3 separate regions of the Mus musculus genome follow, and regions 1 and 2 are each linked to region 3. Evidence: chromatin contacts called from ENCODE Hi-C or POLR2A ChIA-PET data. All regions are on one chromosome and are shown on one strand. Each heading gives the region's core, a stretch centred on a gene start or an enhancer-like site at or near the end of the contact. The rest is flanking DNA. Distances are from core to core; before and after follow the strand shown.

Region 1 (3,118 bases), core at 65-2,564, 45 kb before region 3:
GAAAGTGCTGGAACCAAACGTGTTAGAATTCTCAATTTATTGGATTTTGGAGGGGAAATAACTTGAATGTATTATGTGCAGCCCCCAGCAGGATCTGGCGCTGCAACCTGTAGCCAAAATATTACTATTTCTCCAGCAAAGCTTATCAACACTCACACTCAGTACCACCCACAAACCTTATATTAGCTCTGATCAACCTGGCTTGGCTGCCAAGGCGGCTGTGGTAGGAAGCAATGAAAATAGTTGTTTTTCACAGCCTTCTGTCCTTCAGAATTAAGATAAAGGATTGTGAATCTGTGCTACAATATTAAAGCATAAACTTAAAACGTCTGTTACCAATTCTTAAAAAAAAAAAAAAAAAGACAGTACCAAGTTCGTAGATAATTTGAATGTTTTATTGTCAGAGGATGTCATATGATGAAATTCTCCATCATTACATAGCTCCCAGAAAATCCTTACCATATAAAAAAAGAAAGGAAGAAAAAGGAAATAGAAAAAGAAAGGTCTGTTGGTGAGGGAGAAAGTCACTCAAAGAGAAAACAGGCGCATTCCAAAAATGTTTTTAGTATGAATGGTCGTGTACACTGTACTATTAAGTAATTCGTGGGTTTTCCTTATCACATCTTACATAATTAAACTCAAGAAACCACCAGGATCAGAACGATCTAAATAGAGGCTTCGAGAAGGGAGGGCCCCAGGGCAAGCGCTCGAAAAGGAGAAAAACAACCTTCTACCTAAAGCGGGCTCTCCGCAGCCATCTAGGCTGGTGGTCACTAGACCAAAAGCAACACCTCAACTACAGAAAAGGAGACTTCAACTCCCAGAAGCCCCCGCGCGGAGGCGGGGCGAGGGCTTGCAGGCCCCAGAACATCAAGGCCTGAGCTCGCTGAGGATGGCGGGAACTGAAGAGCAGCCGTCCGTAGTCCTCCCCTATACCCGTGCCCCCGCGACCCGGCCCCTTCTCAAGCCCTCTGCACTGTACCTGTCCCCAGGACTCTCTGTTCTTTTTCCCGCTGCAGCAGGGGCGGTACTACCGGGTCTCAGATGGCAGCGCGGGGGCGACGACCCCGGGGCTGGGGATGAGGGGAAACCTGGCCTAGCGGGCATGCAGCGCCTTGTCATGTCGGCGCCGCTGGCGACGGCGGCATGAGCTGTGGCTGGAGAAGCTGGGTGCGTGGTTGCCGTCTTGCTGCTGGGACTCGGGGAGGCTGTCGGTGCAGAGGTGGGCGGCACCCCCTACTCTCTTCATGGCGGTTCTCTCTTCGGAAGTGACTCCGGTGTGAGCGGGAAGGAACCTGAGGACCATCAGGGGGCGGGCCTTTCTTGAGGTGCCGCGTCGCGATTGGCTGACCTGAGGGTCACTCTGGTGGTAGCGCAATAGAAAGCCTCCGCCTGCCGGGAGAGGGCGGGTTTTTTGGAAGGGGGAGGGGAGATTGAAAACTGCCCTCCCCGGGCCCGTCACGTGCGCCTGGGGCGCGCGCCTCCTCGTCGGGGCCGCGGCGGCCTTGGCCGGTGCGTGGGAGTGGGAAAGAAGAGGCAGTGGCGGGTGTTACGACAGCTGGCGACAGCCGCCTGATCGAGGGCTAGGGGTGAGATTTGCAGAAGTAAAACCGAGCCTGCAGCTGTCTGTAGTGAAGATGGCCAACATTTGTGACGATTGTGCTACAGCTGCCCTAATATTTCATAGTCACTTTGGCATCTTAGGCCAAAATGCTGTCACCATTTCCTTTCTGTTCCTTCTCTTATAATGTGATTTGACCGTTCTGTGAGGGATCTTCTATACTGTGATATAGTTGTTCCGTTTTTTTGTTTTGTTTTGTTTTGTTTTGTAAGGGAGGGGGCGGGGGAGCACTCAGTCATTGAATTAGACATTTTTATTCTGTCAAAGCGTTTTGTCTCTAATGGGTTTCCCCATGAAGTCGCAGCACATAGACTTCTTTTCCTTATCAGTAAAGGACTTGTGCTTTGAAGAGGCTGTTAGGTTGGATTTCTTTAAGTTTTTATTTATGTATATGGTGCTCAATTTGCATGTATGCCTGAATGACAATAGAGCATGAGGTTGTGAGCCACCTTAGGGTTGGTGGAATTGAACTCAGGACCTCTGGAAGTAGCAACTAGTACTCTTAACCACTGAGCTATCTCTCCAGCTGGGTTTTTTTGCAGACCGAGGAACTGGTCAGAGTAATTTAAAACTTCACTTCCCATGTGTATAGAATGGGTATAGTTACTCACTTCTCTGGGTAATTTCCCTTGTCCCCCCCACTTCCCCCCCCCCCCCCCACACACACAGGGTTTCTCTGTATAGCCCTGGCTGTCCTGGAACTGACTGTAGACCAGGCTGGCCTTGAACTCAGAAAAATGGCCGGTCTCTGCCTCCCAAATGCTGGGATTAAAGGCGTGGGCCACCACTGCCCATCTTCTCTGGGTAATTTTAAGTAATAAAACCCAGCAATGTAAACAGGTTTAGATTCTCTCGTGTAATTGGTACAAATACAAGATTCTCTTTCCTTTGGGCTTCAGATTTCCTGCAGTACCCGGCCAGTTTTTTTTTTTTTTTTAGGGAAGGCTTGTAATCCTATTGTAATCCTAGTACTTGGGAGACGGAGGTGGAGGGTCAAGAGAGAAGGCCGCGGCTGTGCTGATAGTTCATGGTATAAAGGAACTTGCTTTCATGACCCAGGACCACATGGCAGAAGGAGAGAACTGATTCAGTGCGGTGAGCTATCCTATGACGTCTGTCAGCGTATACACACACGAAATGAATGCAATAAAAGATATCTTTTTAAAGAGAGAAAGAAATAGACATTGAGTCCAGCCTTGACTATGTAGCAAGATCCTGTCTCAAAGGAACTAAAAAAAAAAAAAAAGAAAAGAAAACAAATCCTATCAATCTCAAAAATGTCCAGGCTCTAACTGAGAGGAATGTTCCCTCACTTGGCTGGAGCAAATTCCTAAATGACACACACAAAAAAATTGAACAGGTCTTCCAAATTTATTGTACTGAGATTGAATTGCTTCTGTTGCTAAGCACACTAGACTGACCTGAAATTCACCCCTTTTCTCTTTCCTGGTATCCCTCAAGAGGAAGAATTAACGAGAATAAAGTGACCAATAGGCT
Region 2 (3,111 bases), core at 49-2,548, 51 kb after region 3:
CGGAGGGGCGGGGCAGAGAGGGAGGGGCTATGTACAGAGAGAGGTTCGCCTCGACAGCACACACCGTCTTTCTATAAAGCAGCCTGTTGGGTTTTTGTTTGTTCATTTTTGCAAAGACCATCATCATATTAAATAAGTGTAGACTTTTTTTTTTTTTTGAGGCTCTGTTCAGCTCCTGCCCAAGGGAAGGCTGGGGAGGGGGTGCTTGGGGGGAATGGGGCGGGGAGACCCGGATTTTCATCTGGGGCGGCTCGGTCGTCAGTTCCTTCCAGGCTTTTTGCGCCCGCAGGTTGGGAGTTTGGGATGGGAGGGTGGGGGTGGGCAGCGCATTACTGATGGGAAAAGATCAATGCTCGCAGCCGCAGCCTGAGGACACGGTTCCCGCGGTGGCCCCGACGTGGCTGCGTGCTTGGGACCAAACACAAGGTGTCGTGGGATGAGCCGAGGAAGCACAGGAGGGAAAAGTGAGAGGCCAGCAGGTGGAAGAGGCGCTGACGTAAGGGCAAGGCGGGGCCGAGAGGAGAGTCACTGCAGAAGGAGATCGCAGGCCCAAGGGAACTAGGCAGTTCAGGTGGATGAGCTCAGTTGGCGTCTGCTCGCCTTGGGTACCAGCCTTGGAAAACGCTGTCGCCCCAAACGCTGTCCCTCGAGTCCGACCCTTGCGTCCCAGTGCCACCGTCTGGGGCGGGGCGCAGACAGAAGGCGGGGTCAGCTTGGCAGGCACAGGGGGGATGGGGCAGGATTTCCCCCCTAGGGTCTCCCCGGCGGCTCCTCCTTCAGCACAAAGTCCTTTCCTTAGCTTCCCTTGCTCAGCTTCTCCAGCGAAGCCTCCCGACTCCCGGGCGTCCGAAGTGGGCTGCCCCTGGGTGGGCCACGCTGATTGTGTGTCACAGAAACGGCGCGCGGGCCAGAGGCGGGCGGGCTTCCGGACGGCGCCGCGGTCCAGGCAGGCGGGGAGGGGCGACGGGCGGGGCTGGGGCCTGAGGGTCCCACCCGCGGCTCCACCTGTCCTGTCTGGCCATCGACAGGGTGATGAGAAGGGCTGCGGGGCTTGGGGGAGGATGTCTCGAGGTGGGGGTGGGACAGGGACGGTGGCCGAGAGGCAGCGCGTCGCTTCGGTCCTCCCTCCCTCTGGGGTGGGCGGTCAGACGGGGACGATGTGGAGGCCGAAGCTGTCTGCCTGAAGCTTGATGTGGTCCCCGCGGTAACTAGTGGCGGTCATAGGCAGCGGCAGCAGCGGCAGGGGCGGAGCCCCGGGGGGCGGCACTATAATAATAAGGGGAACCTGGAAGTTAACACAGGAGAAGAATGGGCTGGGTGAGAGGACAAACAGGAGAACAAAAAAGGAAAGAAAAGCAAAGAAAAGCCCTCCCCGGGTCCAGCGGGATCAGGCCTGGAGGACTGTGGCTCGGCCCCGAGGCCAGATGCCCAGGAGTAGTGCTGCATCCACAGGGCGGGAGAGGGACAGGACAGGTGACACCCGGCTGCGGATCCCCCAAGGGGTCCGACGGCCACTGTTGGCTAAGAGCCCTCCAGTGATCAAGAGGTAGGGGAGGGAAGAGGCTGGAGGCGCAGGCGTCCTGGTGGTATCCCCAGGACCCGGCGCTGCTCTAATGGGCCTGTCTCCCTGGCCCATCCGGGTACCCAGAATTGGGGTGGTCCTGAGTGGGATCCGTATCCCGAAGCAGCCTGCGCGCCCGAGCTGGCGAGCGGGTAGGCGACCTTGGGAGCCGCCGGCCTGCCAGGTGGCGTACTCACTTAGTAAGGCGGGGTTGCTGAATCTCCAAGCCTCATTGTAGGCGGTGTACTGGGGATGGCTGTATGGGTTGCCTGAGAACTCGCTCCCTGTGGGAGGGCGGGGAACTGGAATTAGAGGCGTTCAACGTGTCCAGTTGGCCTCTTCTGTCCTGTCCTCACTAGTCCCAGTCTTGGGTGTTTCAAGCAGGGATAGGGCCCCTGGGAGCAGGCCAGAGGCCAGGTAATCCACACACTCCGAGCTCTGCATGGGGACAGCCACCATAGACAAGTAGCAGCCAGATCCCTGCACACCTAGGCATGGAGGGAATCTGTGGGCGGGTTTGTGCCTGGGCTCTCCTGCAAGAGATCGCTGCCCAGGAAGGGTTTGGTCTTGGTCTGGCTGCTCCCACTTAAGTAAATTGGGAGCTGAGAGCTTTTACAGTGGACACTGGCTTTAGGGATTCTACAGCATGAGAGAGGGGGAAGGTGGAGCAGGAAGGCCCCTGGGACACTTTGTCCCAGAAAGCCCTAAGAATGGCATCTCAGAGCTGTGCCAAAGCTAGGCAGGTGGTAGTGGTGGTGCCCTCCTGGGAAATAACCCCTCCCACTTTTCCCTCCTGAGGTTCAGTACAAGGGCCACGTAACTGGGGAAGTGAACTGCGGGAATCCACTGGACTGCTCGCAGGCTCAGGAGCAGTGAGCAGTGGAGGGCACAGTGGGTTGGGAGCCTTCGGGAGCTACCTCCCTCCCTCCAGGAGGAGAAAGGCCAGGCCTATGGGTTTCCCCCCTGGCCCTTTCTCCTGTGTGATGACCCCAGACTGTTTACAGTGATCCCTAACCGCGGGTTAAGTAGAGGAGAAGGGGCCCCACTCCAAGAAGGAGCTGGGTGGGGGTGGGGGATGCAGCCACTGGAAAGCCTGTTTATTGACGAGGAGGGAAAGCATGCGTGCAGCAGGATAATGAGCTTCTGAGCTCAACTGTGACCAAGAGGAACTGAGCTATCTCCTTCCCCATCGCTAATGAAACAAGTGTAATTTCCTCATCAGCACTAGATTCTGTTTAACGACTCCCCCCTTGCCACCATGAGCTCTCTGCGGCTCCCCTCATCCCTACCTCCCTGTAGACTCCCCACCCCCCACCTCCCCACTCTTTCCTCACCACCACCACCCCACCTCCCTAAGACCTCCTCCAGCCTCCACCTGCTCACTGCTGGGATCTTCTTCCAGAGCCATCCCTTGCTCCCCCACCAACAGCTTCTACTTGCCTTCTCCCAAGTGTGAGCCCCAATCCCTTCATCCGCACCTCCAACTTCTCTCAGTCAGCCCTATTCTCTTAACAGGCTGTAACGGGCTCCCCAGTTTCTCAACCCTTACT
Region 3 (3,180 bases), core at 640-3,139:
ACACCAATCTTTCTCTTCTTAAACCAACGAACACTCCCTACACTGCCTGCTTATCTGGAACCTGGGGCAGCCTTTACTGGAACTTATGCCGGGACTCAGGATTCGAAGCTCTGAACTCAGATGGAGACTGTGTGAAATGGGGTACAGGGTTCCTAACTTTTACTCTCAGTCAGGGGCTCCTTGGAATTTCCCTCTTCTGTTAGCCAAGGAAGGCAGACGCTGAAGGGGGCAGCATTCTGAAGAACCCAGTGTAGCTTGAAGTGGAAGGGAGGGAGGGACAAGATGGCATGGGGGTCTACAGCCATGGAGCATCATGGACAGAGGTGACTAATTTCCCAGCTATTCATGGTGAAAATACCACATTTCATGCTTTGTTGCTGATTCATAGAAAAAAATCCTATTAAAACCCAGTAGATTATTTATACAGTTTAAACAAATGATGGTCAAACATTTTGCATGTTTTGAAAAGAACCTAGAGCTATAGTAGTCTGCTTGGACCTCGACCATTGTGTGGTAGACTTGTATGCTGGGTGTTCAGATGTTTTCAGTGGGTTGAAGTAAGGGAGAAAGGTTGGCATGGGGAGCGTGCATGGCTGTTCTGTCCAGCAGGGGGCGCCCTCTCCCAGTGTCAACACCCCCTACCTCTACCTCCGTGGATTGGCAATGATTTCATATATCCTTTTTGTTTGGTCATGCCTTCTTTTCAACTCCTGGACCTGATTCGAGTTCATCCACAAGGACTTTGGGTACACCTGACTGGGGCATTGTGGCTGGATTCGTACAACACCAGTACTCCCCGGTACTCACAAGGCTGTGTTGTGTACAAGCGTGTCTCTTGTGTCTCTGTGGAAGTTGTGAATGTGGCCGTGCGTGTGACCCGTGTCTGTTGACTGATGTTATTTCCCCTCATCTTAGTCAAGGTCACAGGTCTCTCTACCTTCCCATAAATCTGGCCTCTGGAACACACATTTGCATGTGTGCATACATGTACACAGGCTATGCCTATGGACAGGGATACTGTTTTTAGAGCAGGTGCAGAGGCTTATGGGGGGCAGGGTGGGCAGAGGTAGGTGGACAGAGAGCTACAGGTCTCCCTTTCTGACAGACATTAGGGACTCCAGTCTGGGGGAAGCATGAATCCTCAGCCCTACTTTAAAGAAGGCTCGCTCGCTCGCTCGCTCGGGAACATCTTGAGGAATGCATTCGAGGTGGAGGTGGTTGAGTCCTTTATCTGGTCAGCCTGGAGGCTCATCGTGGGAACCTACTGTAGAGCCCCAGGAGCTGGGTGAGCAGACTGGAGGGAAAGCTGGCTGCCCCCAGGGCAGGGACAGAACAGTCTTCCAGCAGGTCCCTGTGCTGCCTGTCCCTGCCCACCAGGTGGTCCTGCCTCAGCAGTTTTATTACGCACAGGGAGATAATGCCTGCAGGGACCAGCTTGTTCTGAAGGAGAATGTGCACCCCCACCCTCAACCCCAAGGGCCAGCCTTAGGGGCCAGGCCCGGGCCTTGCTTGCTTTCTGGTCAGATTGCTCTCCAAGGGGCTCAGCAAGGATTACCTCTGAAAAAGCCACTGACACCCTTGGTCCTAGACAGCCCTGCATTGGGGGAAGGGGTGGAAAGAAAAGGGCTGGCGGAGAGAGGTGGGACCAAGGGGAGGGAGGGTAGGTTTCCTTGAAGGAAGACAAGAGAAAGTTTAATTGGGAAGAGGGTGGGGAATCTAAAAACAGTGGCAGATGGAGTGTCTGCCTCTCTGGGCATCCCCAACAGGGACAGGGAAGAGTGGGGGTCACTGAGGGCACCCAGTCTACTGTGAGTGCTCAGTGCTGTTGACAGATGTAGGTGACATGGATTACCTTTTGATTTCTGTTGCTATTTATGGCTGTTTGCAGGACTCTTGTTCCCATGCTAACGGAACAGCCAGGAGTCCAATCAGCTAGCTAGCTAAGGAGCAGGACCTAGCCTAGGGATATTTAATCGGCTCATCATGACCCTCTCTGTGTATCTTCTTCCCTGGCTTGCTTCTCTCTCTCCTTTTCTCTTGTTCTTTCACCCACTTCGCCTTCGTTTTTTTTTGTTTTTTTTTTTTGTTTGTTTTTTTTTTTGGTTTTTTTTTTTTTGAGACAAAGTAAGTTTTGTTATGTAGCATAGACAGTCTTTTAAAAACTCACTATTCTCCTGCCTCAGCCACCAAGTGCTGGTTCACAGGAGTTCTTTACCTAGTCTGGCTTCCTTTTTTGGTTTCCTCTTATGTTTTTGTGGAGCTGGGGACATCGGAGACTCCTGATGACATCCATCAAAGGAGCAGCCCGGCCTGGAGGAGCCAACACTACCCTCGATGTTCTCACAGCCTGCACTTTATTAGAATTTATAAGTTGCCCCGATTGAGGGGGAAAATAATTAACATCCCTACAAATATATCGTAAACAAAATATTTATTAGAAATAAATAACTCATTTATTTTACATATTTCATTTCAACAATAACATTACCCAATTTATCATCTAACATTTTTGCAAGACAACTTAACGACTTACTTATTAGCATTTCCATTTTTCACCCGCGCACCATAAAGCACGGGCGCTCCCCAAATGGCCTGGCACAAGTCGAGCCAGGAGCTTGGAAGACCCTGGGGAGGGCGGTCGGTCCTCTGCCCTCCCCATCTCTGACACACTCCAACGTATGGACGACTGACAGCTGACAGCACACGTATTCACCTTCAAACACAGATACCTTCTGCTTAAACACGTGGCCCCGATCCTCCCAGAGCAGCACCCCCAGAAGAGACACACACTAGCGTGCAAATTGACTTCATGTTTCATTCCAAACACTCAAACCTCTCTTCTACACACTAACAGTCACTCAGATGTGCATGCACACACGTGCACTTTTATACAAGATTGCCCAGGTCCATATCCTACAGCACACACAGTCAGAGGCTTTGCACAATGTCCACCACATATTTCATATAGCAGGGTACAAAGAGAAATAGCCATCTCCCCATCTGGTCCCTCAAAGTGGAATCAGGCATGGCACTCAGGAGGGACCTGAGACCACCCACCCCAACCTCCAAGCCCACCCCAGACCTCCCCGGGGACTGTTTGAGTCTCCCTCCATGTTCCTTTCTTGTTTCCCCAGCTTACTAAGGACTTTCTGGGACCAACTGCCCATGTTTATTCCAAAC

Evidence for each region. A loop is a pair of places that touch in the nucleus more often than their neighbours do. ChIA-PET counts read pairs that join two places held with the same protein, here RNA polymerase II (POLR2A).
Region 1: POLR2A ChIA-PET joins it to region 3 with 19 read pairs in Patski. The contact joins the promoter of Slf2 here to the enhancer-like site in region 3. A Hi-C loop is called at or near these places in 1 of 37 maps with a recorded cell type or tissue (Patski). POLR2A ChIA-PET finds 5 or more read pairs at or near these places in 3 of 5 experiments (Patski and embryonic stem cell).
Region 2: POLR2A ChIA-PET joins it to region 3 with 19 read pairs in Patski. The contact joins the promoter of 1700039E22Rik here to the enhancer-like site in region 3. A Hi-C loop is called at or near these places in 1 of 37 maps with a recorded cell type or tissue (left cerebral cortex). POLR2A ChIA-PET finds 5 or more read pairs at or near these places in 1 of 5 experiments (Patski).

Annotation. Positions count from the first base shown.
Region 1 is chr19:44,929,315-44,932,432 of GRCm38, reverse strand. Slf2 (SMC5-SMC6 complex localization factor 2) reads right to left here and starts at 1,314. Exons shown (of 20, transcript NM_001081225.2): 1 at 983-1,314. The coding sequence starts at 1,122.
Region 2 is chr19:44,834,125-44,837,235 of GRCm38, reverse strand. It overlaps 1700039E22Rik (RIKEN cDNA 1700039E22 gene), which reads left to right and starts at 1,298. Exons shown (of 3, transcript NR_045315.1): 1 at 1,298-1,745. It overlaps Pax2 (paired box 2), which reads right to left. Exons shown (of 10, transcript NM_001368747.1): 9 at 1,759-1,845; 10 at 1-1,266. The coding sequence ends at 1,145.
Region 3 is chr19:44,885,305-44,888,484 of GRCm38, reverse strand. No RefSeq gene overlaps it. Among named protein-coding and RNA genes, the nearest start is that of Slf2, 44 kb to the left of the region's middle. Within about 2 kb of position 1,889, at least 1 of the 3 ENCODE cell types and tissues checked has a DNase peak (open chromatin) inside an H3K27ac peak, as active enhancers do.